2 separate regions of the Mus musculus genome follow, and region 2 is linked to region 1. Evidence: chromatin loops called from intact Hi-C (ENCODE). Cell type or tissue: heart. All regions are shown on one strand. Links, peaks and the distances in the headings refer to the core of each region. The heading gives the core; the rest is flanking DNA.

Evidence for each region. Hi-C counts contacts between places; a loop is a spot of excess contacts. Peaks named below come from ENCODE experiments on the same cell type or tissue, not always from the same donor. Only the 100,000 strongest peaks of a DNase experiment are listed, where the experiment ranks them.
Region 2: it touches region 1 in a loop (2.5-fold over the local background); 1 of 42 quality-filtered maps calls a loop at or near these places.

What each region holds. Positions count from the first base shown.
Region 1 is chr19:25,338,737-25,343,289 of GRCm38, forward strand. All of the region lies in intron 3 of Kank1 (KN motif and ankyrin repeat domains 1), which reads left to right. Among named protein-coding and RNA genes, the nearest start is that of Gm52392, 60 kb to the right of the region's middle. In heart, for the core only: a CTCF peak has its summit at 2,485 (motif pointing right); no DNase peak of the experiment used is centred there; H3K27ac peaks cover 1,624 bases.
Region 2 is chr19:25,400,102-25,404,654 of GRCm38, forward strand. All of the region lies in intron 4 of Kank1 (KN motif and ankyrin repeat domains 1), which reads left to right. Gm52392 (a long non-coding RNA gene) reads right to left here and starts at 736. Exons shown (of 3, transcript XR_003952906.1): 1 at 301-736; 2 at 1-28. In heart, for the core only: no CTCF peak of the experiment used is centred there; no DNase peak of the experiment used is centred there; H3K4me3 peaks cover 273 bases; H3K27ac peaks cover 2,004 bases.

The DNA of each region.
Region 1 (4,553 bases), core at 300-4,299:
TGAGCTGTGGCTGGAATCAGCAGCCCCAGCTTACGGATCAGTAAAGAGCGGTATTTTGGGGGCCCTGGAGGGATGGCTGGCTCGCCCTGCAATACAGGGAGGGTGGGTTGAGACAGTTGGTCTGACTTCATGTCTGTGAACTGGCTGTCTTTGAGATTTGTCTTCATGGTCGATTGAGAGCCACAGGTAGAAATCAATTTTCATGGTCTTGCTGTCTATCTGGGGACCGCCACAAGCAAGAGGCTGGTATGTAGCGCTGCTGTTGACAGAGCTGATGTCTGTCTATAGGATCCCGAGGAAGGTAGCGATGGCGATCTCACAATTCATTGTCTTGTTGGATTGTTTCAAACTCTGTCCAGGGCTCACTTCCTCTACTCCTCAGGCCTGACTGACAATAGGTAAAAGTCACTCTGAGTGTCAGCTTGTCCTTGTCTCCATGTTCCAAGAGAAGGTGGCCAGACCTGGACATTGGGGTTTGGGTCTTCATTAAAGAGGTCATGCTATTAACCCCCAAAGTTCTGTTGGCTAGCACTGGCCTAGACCATAGCTTTCTACTAAGAACAGCAGACCAAGGAATTTCACTAAGTTGCAGACACCAACACCGTACCAAGCCCAGCTCTCTGGGCCAAGTTCTTCACTCACTCTGAGCCTTAGTTCCCAATTTCTAAAATTGCATGTCTGTCTGGACTCTGTTTCCCTCTAGACTCTGGATTCCATCCAGAGCATAGGTGGGAAGAGGCAGAGGCCTCAACTGCTAGTTACATTGGAATAAAAATCACAAGACCCTCTGTCAATCACACTTTCTGATGTGTCCTCACCAAACACTTGAATATCTAGATTTGGGTTCCCTGCATGGAAGCCAATTCCAGACAAGGTAGGTTTTCTGTCCCTTTTGGATACAGCATCCTCTCTTGTATAGGACGACATCAGAAGCTTGGAGGCTGATGCCCTGGCCTTCGAATGGCACTGTTCCCATTTTCCCAGGGTTTTTGATCATTCATCTTCCTAGGAATGTTTCCGTTCTAGTCAGCTCCAGGATCATGTGACCCTTCAGTGCTTGTATGCCTAAGCCTATAAAACACAATGTTCTGAAATAAAAAGCAGCTTCCATTGCGTAAGGAACACACCTGCTACCCTGAATACCTGCCTTCTCGACCCACCCACATCTCCCATCCCATCCTTTGCTGACAGGAACCCTTCAGCTATTTTATACTTCAGATGGTTCTGAAGAAAACAAACAGAACCAAGTGTAGGACTAAGAAGGTCATTTTTGAGACCTCTATAGTTTCTAATATCTCATTACTAGTGCTAAGGACTTAGGTGGTGGACCCCTCTCAGGTGTCAGTCATTACCTAAACACAGATTGTAGGCAGCTCAGTGGGTGTACACAAAGATATGGTGAAAAGCCAGCCTATGCCAGCCTGTGTGTTTTGAATCAGGGGTTTCAATGTTGTCGTCTTCTTCATGCCTGCTTCTGTAATCTTTTACTCTGTGCCTTTAGATAAGGCTTTATAGTAAAACAGAAACCTTTTCTATCAGCACTTGGTACTTGGGAACATGTGGGTACCTGTCGAGGAATGGACAAGTGTTGATTAAGACTGCATCTGTAGAGTGATAAGTGAAGACGGCCCTGGCCACTGAACAGGCTGCAGGAATTGAAGGCAGACATGCTAGGAAGCCATTCTGGAGTGAGTAGAAGCTAGGTCATTGCTTTGATGAGGACACTGGTCACAGGTCTGGCTTGTATGTCAGCAGACCTCCAATGGAGAGTGTATGAGTTGGAAGAGACGCCAGAGGTCAGGATTCCCATTGTCCGATGTGTGTGTTTGTACCATCAGGACCCCATTGGGAACACAGTATACACACAAGCATTTCCTGATGGCTTTCACTTGTACACATCAATTTTGATTAGGGAAAATTTCATGGTAGCTTAGAAGAACATATAAAATAAACCATGGAATCAGTGGAGGAAGATGCTGGGACCACAGGAAGAGGAAGTGAGAAGGCAGGACAGTGTGCATCGTGTGAGGAGTTGGGGGCATGCTGAAATGGACATCTGCTCTGCTTGCTGTTCAAGGGAAAGGAGGAAGTGGGACCTGATACTCAGTTAACAGGGCCCTTGAGGTTCAATGGGCACCAACTCAAGAAAACCACAGAAAGTTACCACACGAGAGGGCCATGCTACAGCAGGACACTCTGAGGACAGCTGGTGGCAGTCCCTGCTGGAGATGGACAGAGATGTCCAGTGCTTTATGGGAAAATGGAATTTGTGCACCCCACTGTGCTCATGTCTGAAGTTTGGCTAATTCTTGCACGGAGCAATCCACATTTCGACGGCTTTCTACTGTTCCCTCTCCTCAGTGTTCTGCATGTAATGCCTCAAAGGAGATTGAGATGGGGGAGGGGGGCTTAGCCTCTGGGAGTTGCTTTAGAGATATTCTTTGGGTCCTGGGTCTGTCTATTGCCTCTCCCACTGTTCACTAGGTGGCAGTATTAGCAGCCTTTTGAGGAATTCGATTGCATTGTGACTGATTTTTTTTTTTTTTTAAAGGCAGGAAAGCCACTTAAAACCTCATGCTTGAAAGAGTCCTCTTGCGCTTCCTCCTTCCTCCTTTGTTTCCTCCTGGGTGGGAAGAGTTGCTGCTGGGGCAGCTGCGGGCACCTCTGGATGGCACGGAGGTTTAGACATGGCTTTACAAGAAGCTACTCACTGTAGTGTGTTCCACCAGCTCAGGGCGAAGGCTACCATGTTCCCAGCCATGTCCCTTGCTGCTTTCTCTTTGAACTTTTAGACCAGGGCAGGAGTGATTGACAGTCAATTAGAATAATGCCAATGTTATTATAGTTAATCAATAAGATGTGAAAATTGCTTTATAGAAACGGATATTCAGGGCTGGAGAGATGGCTCCGTAGGTTTGATCGTTTTCTATCCTTGGGCTTGTGTGACTATTTCTCAGGCAGAAGTTGTTGCTAGAGGAAGAATATTTAAGAGGCTCTCAGTAAGCAGTTGGTTGATTTGGCTGTTAGTCTCTTTACTTCTCTGGCTGATCTGCATTGGGGCAGTTTTAATGCAAGCCTCTGAATACAGGTTAGGTCAGCACACTACATTAGGCCTATGACACCGGGAACATATTTTACCTACTCCCTTTGATGTCTAAAGACAGAAAACAGTGGCAGAGAAGACACCATCTGGCGCGTGACTGACTAAACACACACAAGGAAGGGAAGAGAAAATAGGGAACTCTGCCTCCGGGTCTAGGAAAAATTGGCCCACTGCTCTTCTTTGGATAGCAGTATGTAGCCAAGGCTAGACTTGAACCCCTAAGCTTCTGGCATCCACCTCCCAAGAGTTGGGATTATAGACAGGAGCCAATATGCCCAAGATTGGAAGGGGAGCCAGACTGCCGTGTGAGTGGATGCCTCAGACAAGCCTGGTCAGGCCGAACAGCCCACAGAGAGGCTCACATTGGAGGCCAGCAGGAGCTCCTTTGTAAGCCTGATTCCAGAGTTGCCTCCTCACCCAGCAACAGCACAGCACCACACCCTGACTGACGCTGAAAGAAATGTTGTTTAACGCAACCATATATTGGGCAATAAGGAGGACCTTCTCAGGTCTAAGTAAATTTAGAACTTGTTCGGATTAACAATACCTTTTCTCCCCTGCTTTGAGCCAGGGTCTCTCTCCTGCAGCTCAGATTGGCTCAGTCTCAGTATGTAGCCAAGGCTGGACCCCTCAAGGTCTCTTGCATCCACCTCCTGAGTGTTGGGATTATGGGCAGGAGCCAACATGACCGGCTGTGGGTTTTCACTCCTAGACTTTTCATTTTCATCTAATCCCCAGAGTGCTCTCATTGTCAGGTAACCCACAGGGACTCAGGGAAGCCTTTGGTAACGAGCCAGTGGTTTCTTTGGATGTAGTTAATGTTAAGTCATTTCTGGAGCAACTTGAATTAACCTTGGTGGATCCTGTGCTGGTTGTTAAAGTAGGCATTTAACTGTTAAGTTACTATCAGGCTGTGTAACTCAGATCTTTATGTTAGTTTACAAACCCTTTGTCACTTCTCATAGCTGGCATTTCATCTAAGTGTGATTTAGCTTCATGTTTTATAAAGGAATACTCTTTATTTATATTTTCTTAATACCAAATGTCACCATGGGAACTTTACGGTATATAAGCCATCTTTAAGGACTGTGCCCATTCCCTTATCAAGTTTATATTCTACAGGTAACACTTGATAAATGAAACCCAAAAGCTAAGAGAGGTGGGGAGGCATGGCCAGCATCTAGTGTTCTGGTTTTCATTTCCTTTATTTTCTCAAAAATGCCCGCTCTTATTACAGGAGTTTATCTGAGGGGTTTATTCCTATCCACCCATTTACTTAACCTACCTACCCATCCATCCATTCATCCATCCATCCATCCATCCATCCATCCATCCATCCATCTCTCCACCCCAGTTTATCAGTTCCCCATGTTGGAAACACCTAATATTAATCGATATAGTAATTATGCCACACGTACCGCAAGTTTAGTGCCTTTGAAAAGGCAGCAGC
Region 2 (4,553 bases), core at 264-4,263, 61 kb after region 1:
ATCGCAATCCTTGGAAGCCTACCAGGAGCTGTAGAAGGGAATTTTAATACATAATCCTTTGACTAGCCAGAGAAATCTTATTAAAACGTAAATGGACCATTTCACTCCCTCGTTTAAAATACCCAATAGCTTCAAGATGCGTTTCAGGATACAAAGCTGGTCTTGCCCCATACTGCCTTTCTGCTAGATTGTTTCTCATCCCCTCCCCCCACATACCCTAATGGCTGCAGATCCCAAGATCACTCCCTACCCTGCCCTTGTGAGGTCACCTCCACAGCAGTGACTAAGGCAGTCACTAACCTGTACAGGCACTCGTCTGTCTCCTGTAGATTGTTAGGTTCCATCTGCGCAGGCTCAGCCCGTGGCTGTTCTGTTCAGCACCAAGCGGCTTGGCCCGTGTTGGTTTCTTCATAGTTACTAAGTGAAAAACTAAATCTGTCTTCCTCCTAAAGTGAGGACACCCCCACCCCATCCCCATTTACAGAGTGCGGTGTGGAGCTGGGATAGGAAGGAGGGCTTTTGTCGGGCTCATGTGCAGGTTAACAACCGTGACACAGCTTACTAACATGGCGATGAAATCTAAGGATTTAAAGAAAGGAGCACCACACTGTCTGGCAGCCACATAGACGAAGCAAACTGTGAGGCTGCTGTTCCGCCATGGATGCTGTCAGGGAGTCTGGTACTTAAGGCTTTTGAAATACCCTTTCACTTTCCTTATTTGCATGCAGTGTTTGGACTAGCTGTAGGGAGGCAGGGGCAAGATTAAGACAGGCAGTATACATACACTCCCAGGGCAAAGAAGTCCAGCTTTCTTCAAACAGAGCCTAGCGTTCCTGTGTGGCTGAATGAATGAATGGCTTTTAGCTGGAAAAGAACCAGGTTTGAAAGGAACTAACCTCTGTCTAGAACTTGGGCAGCTGAGGCAGATCTGGGGTTTGAGGCCGACCTGGGATACAACATATCAAGACTGTCTCAAGAAGCAAATTAAGTAAGTCCGTGAAACAAAGTTAACTGTTTGATAATATAAGACACTGTGCCTTACCTGCCACCACACATCCTTTAACAGCAGAATACAGAATACTAATGTTACTGGCATCTTGCTTGTGGCTTTCCATATAGTGAATAGTGTAGATTGGTATTGGGGGGAAGGTGTTTGGATATGAAAGCTTAAGGCTCAATTGTCGGCAGGAGCGCTTCCTGCTAGACCTGTTCTGAAGGGCCTGGTCCAGTTCCAGTTCGTGCTTTCTCTATACCACTGTCTTTTCCTGGAGGAGCTGGCTTGCTAACTCTGATGCCTCCAAATGCTGAAGAATTCACTTCATGACCAGCACCATTTAGTTTATCTTCATGGCTTTCATGCCTGCTTCCCAGCCATAGCTGTGGGTCCCCCATGATGCCCCTAGCTGTAGCACGCCATACTCGGCCTCTTGTCATGGTGGGACTCTGTGGCAATGCCACACTTCTATGACACTGATTCAGCTCTTCAGCCAGGTCCCCATGCTTCCTGTGAGAGGGGGACAGTTTTAGTGGGAATTAACTCTTTAGCTTCGGCAGTCAGTGTCTGTTGAGTATAAACATGTTAATCATGTGTGCGGTTGTGGCACACGGGTGTAATTATCCTTCATGGCTCGCTCGGTAATTGGGCTTAGAGTGTGCAGCAGAACAATGAAGCCATTTTGCCCTGACTAATAGAGTTATAATATCAGAGCCTTGTCCATTTAAAAGTCCAAGGCACATTCGTTTGGAAATGTCTCCTGCTTTTTGGCTCATAATAAAGAATAGCTCATTATGGTAGAAGTCTAGAAAAATAACGAGTGTTTCTTACTCGAAAGTGGCATTTTCTCAGAAAGATAAATACTGTGTGTTGTCTTTCAGATGCTGGGTCAAGTAAAACAGGAACTCTTTAGAAAAGGGAGCACGAGGGAGGGAGTGGGAGACAGGAGGAGTGAATCAGGGAGTGGGGCGTGGGGTATGACAGAAGTACATGGTACCCATGGGTGAGAATGTCACCACAAAACCCATTGTTTTAGACAATGAATATACACTGGTTGAAAAGATGGACGGCCAGGCACGCTGGTGCAAATCTGTAGTACACCACTCTCAGGGCAGACATAGGAGAATCACTAAGTCTGAGGTCTACAGAGCAAACTCCATGCCCTAGAGATACATAGCAGACTCTGTCTTTAAAAAGAACCCCTGTCCCTGGCACATAATGTTATAGCCCACTGAGAAATAGAGGGGTGGCAGGCAACAGCCCAGATGTTTCTGTATGCAGATGTTTTGCTCTGCTGGACATCTTCAGCAAGGATTTCTTGGCTTTGGCACTACTGGCGTTTGGAGCCTAAAGGCTATCTTGGGAGAGGGGGCAAATATTCAATGCCACCTCAGGCCACCACTGAAGCATTCGCCTATTGTAGCGCTCCCTTGAGGTGTTGCCAGATGTCACCACGGAGAACAAAACTGAATTGAGAACCACTGCTGTCTGAGCTACTAGCTGGTGAGGCAGAGTCCGTTTCAGGTCTTCCCAAATCGAATATCATTTGGACGGAAAATGGCACTTGTTTATAAAGTTACAATTGATCAAGTAAATAATGCATTGAGTCTGGGTGAACTGATTTCTAACGTGCCTGTATCTCACTCACAAATGGAGAAGAGCCACAAGAACATTGCTACACTGCTGTTGAGGCCACAGATGGGCCTTTTTATGGGGTTTGGAGTTTTATAGGAGGTAAATCTACACATAAAGGCTAGCCTTATCGGTGTGATGATTCCGATTTCCCTCTGAGCTCATAGGGATCTGTCCTGGACTTGGGGAGCCTTCTCTAGTTGAGGCTGTCACGGTTTTTTGTGGTCAGCCCTAATTTCAGACCAGACTGACAGGGTAGAGATGAGAGGAAAAAGGACTCGATGACCTTTGATTTGCAGGTGTGAGGCCAGCTCAGGAAGGATGCTGGCCTAAGACCCTGCTGCAAACCACATTCAGTGAGCAGCGGAGTCTTCCAGACAGGGCTGCTGCCAAGGCTGCTGAGGACCCTCCACTCCTGCTAAGCCTCTTGTCTGTTTCTTTTTCCTATGTGTGCCATCTGCACTAGGCTGTGAGCCCAGTGAGAGTGGAGGTCTTGTTTCTTTCCTTTACATTGTATCCCCAGCTCCTACAACAGAGAGTGTTAAACAGTGAAGAGAATGGAGCATAGGTTTTGTTTGTTTGATTGTTTGCTTTAAAGATTTATTTATTTTATGTATGTGAGCACACTGTTGCTCTCTACAGACACACCAGGAGAAGGCATCGGATCCCATTACAGATGGTTGTGAGCCACCATGTGGTTGCTGGGAATTGAACTCAGAACTTTTGGAAGAGCAGCCAGTGCTCTTAACCCCTAAGCCATCTCTCCAACCCAGAAGGATAGGTTTTAATGCTTCTCAATATTGATTCTAAGTTGCACACATAAATACCTGTCTTCCCTGTTCTACACTTCCCAGTGGCTAGTAAGACTGTTGCTATTCTTGCAATAGCACATACCTTTAAACCCAGCACTTGAGAGGAAAGCAGAGTTCTCTGAGTTCAAGGGCACCCTGGCTCACACAGTCAATTCCAGGTCAGCCAGAGAGATACACCATAAGACTGTATTTTTAAAAAGAAAAGAAAACTCCCAAACCATTTTAATTGGTGCTCTGAATTCCATTTCTCTTTGCCAAGTTCAGTCCAGTACTTACGGACGTAATTGCGATAGCCTTAATTAGCCTTTATCCCCTAGTTGGTGGCTAAATACTACAAGGGGAAGGGGTAGGTTTCCCAGCTCTTGGTATAGAGCATCTTCTATACCATCCCCTGTCTCACCTATCCTGCCCCTACAGACATAGCCCTCCCCCACCTTTCACATCCCCTGCTCCCACAGACACAGTCCCACCCTCCTTTCCTTGGTATTCTTACCATCACTACCTCCCTGGTCTTCAGCTGCTCTTTTTGAGCATCCCATTCTGTTTTGGCCACTCCTCACGGATTATCTTCTGGCTTGTTGATCTCATACCTTTGTAACTAACTTCAACCCGTGCTGTGTTTGACATTCCTTTTTCCCCAGCTAGCCTAACACCTCATTTTATTTCCTATGAATTTTTCCTCCCACTCTTTCAACAGAATAGGGTCATTTTTCTGCATCCAATAACTTTTCATTAAAGGTTATACAAGGAGGACAGAGGGGTGCTGGGGTAGTCAGACTCCGCCAGTACTGCATTCCAAGCACTCAGAAAATTCTCGTAAACACCTATGCAGCTCTCCAGTTCCAGACCGGTTGGAAGCTGTTGCTCTCTTGAGTTCCACTGGCCAGTGGAGTTTGGGCTGTGCGAGAATGGACATAGTTCTGTTATTGCTTTTTTTTTTTTTTTTTTTTTTTTTTTTGGTTTTTGAGACAGGGTTTCTCTGTATAGCCCTGGCTGTCCTGGAACTCACTCTGTAGACCAGGCTGGCCTTGAACTCAGAGATCGCCTGCCTCTGCCTCCCAAGTGCAAGTGCTGGGATTAAAGGCGTGCACCACCCCTGCCTGGCTATATTTCTG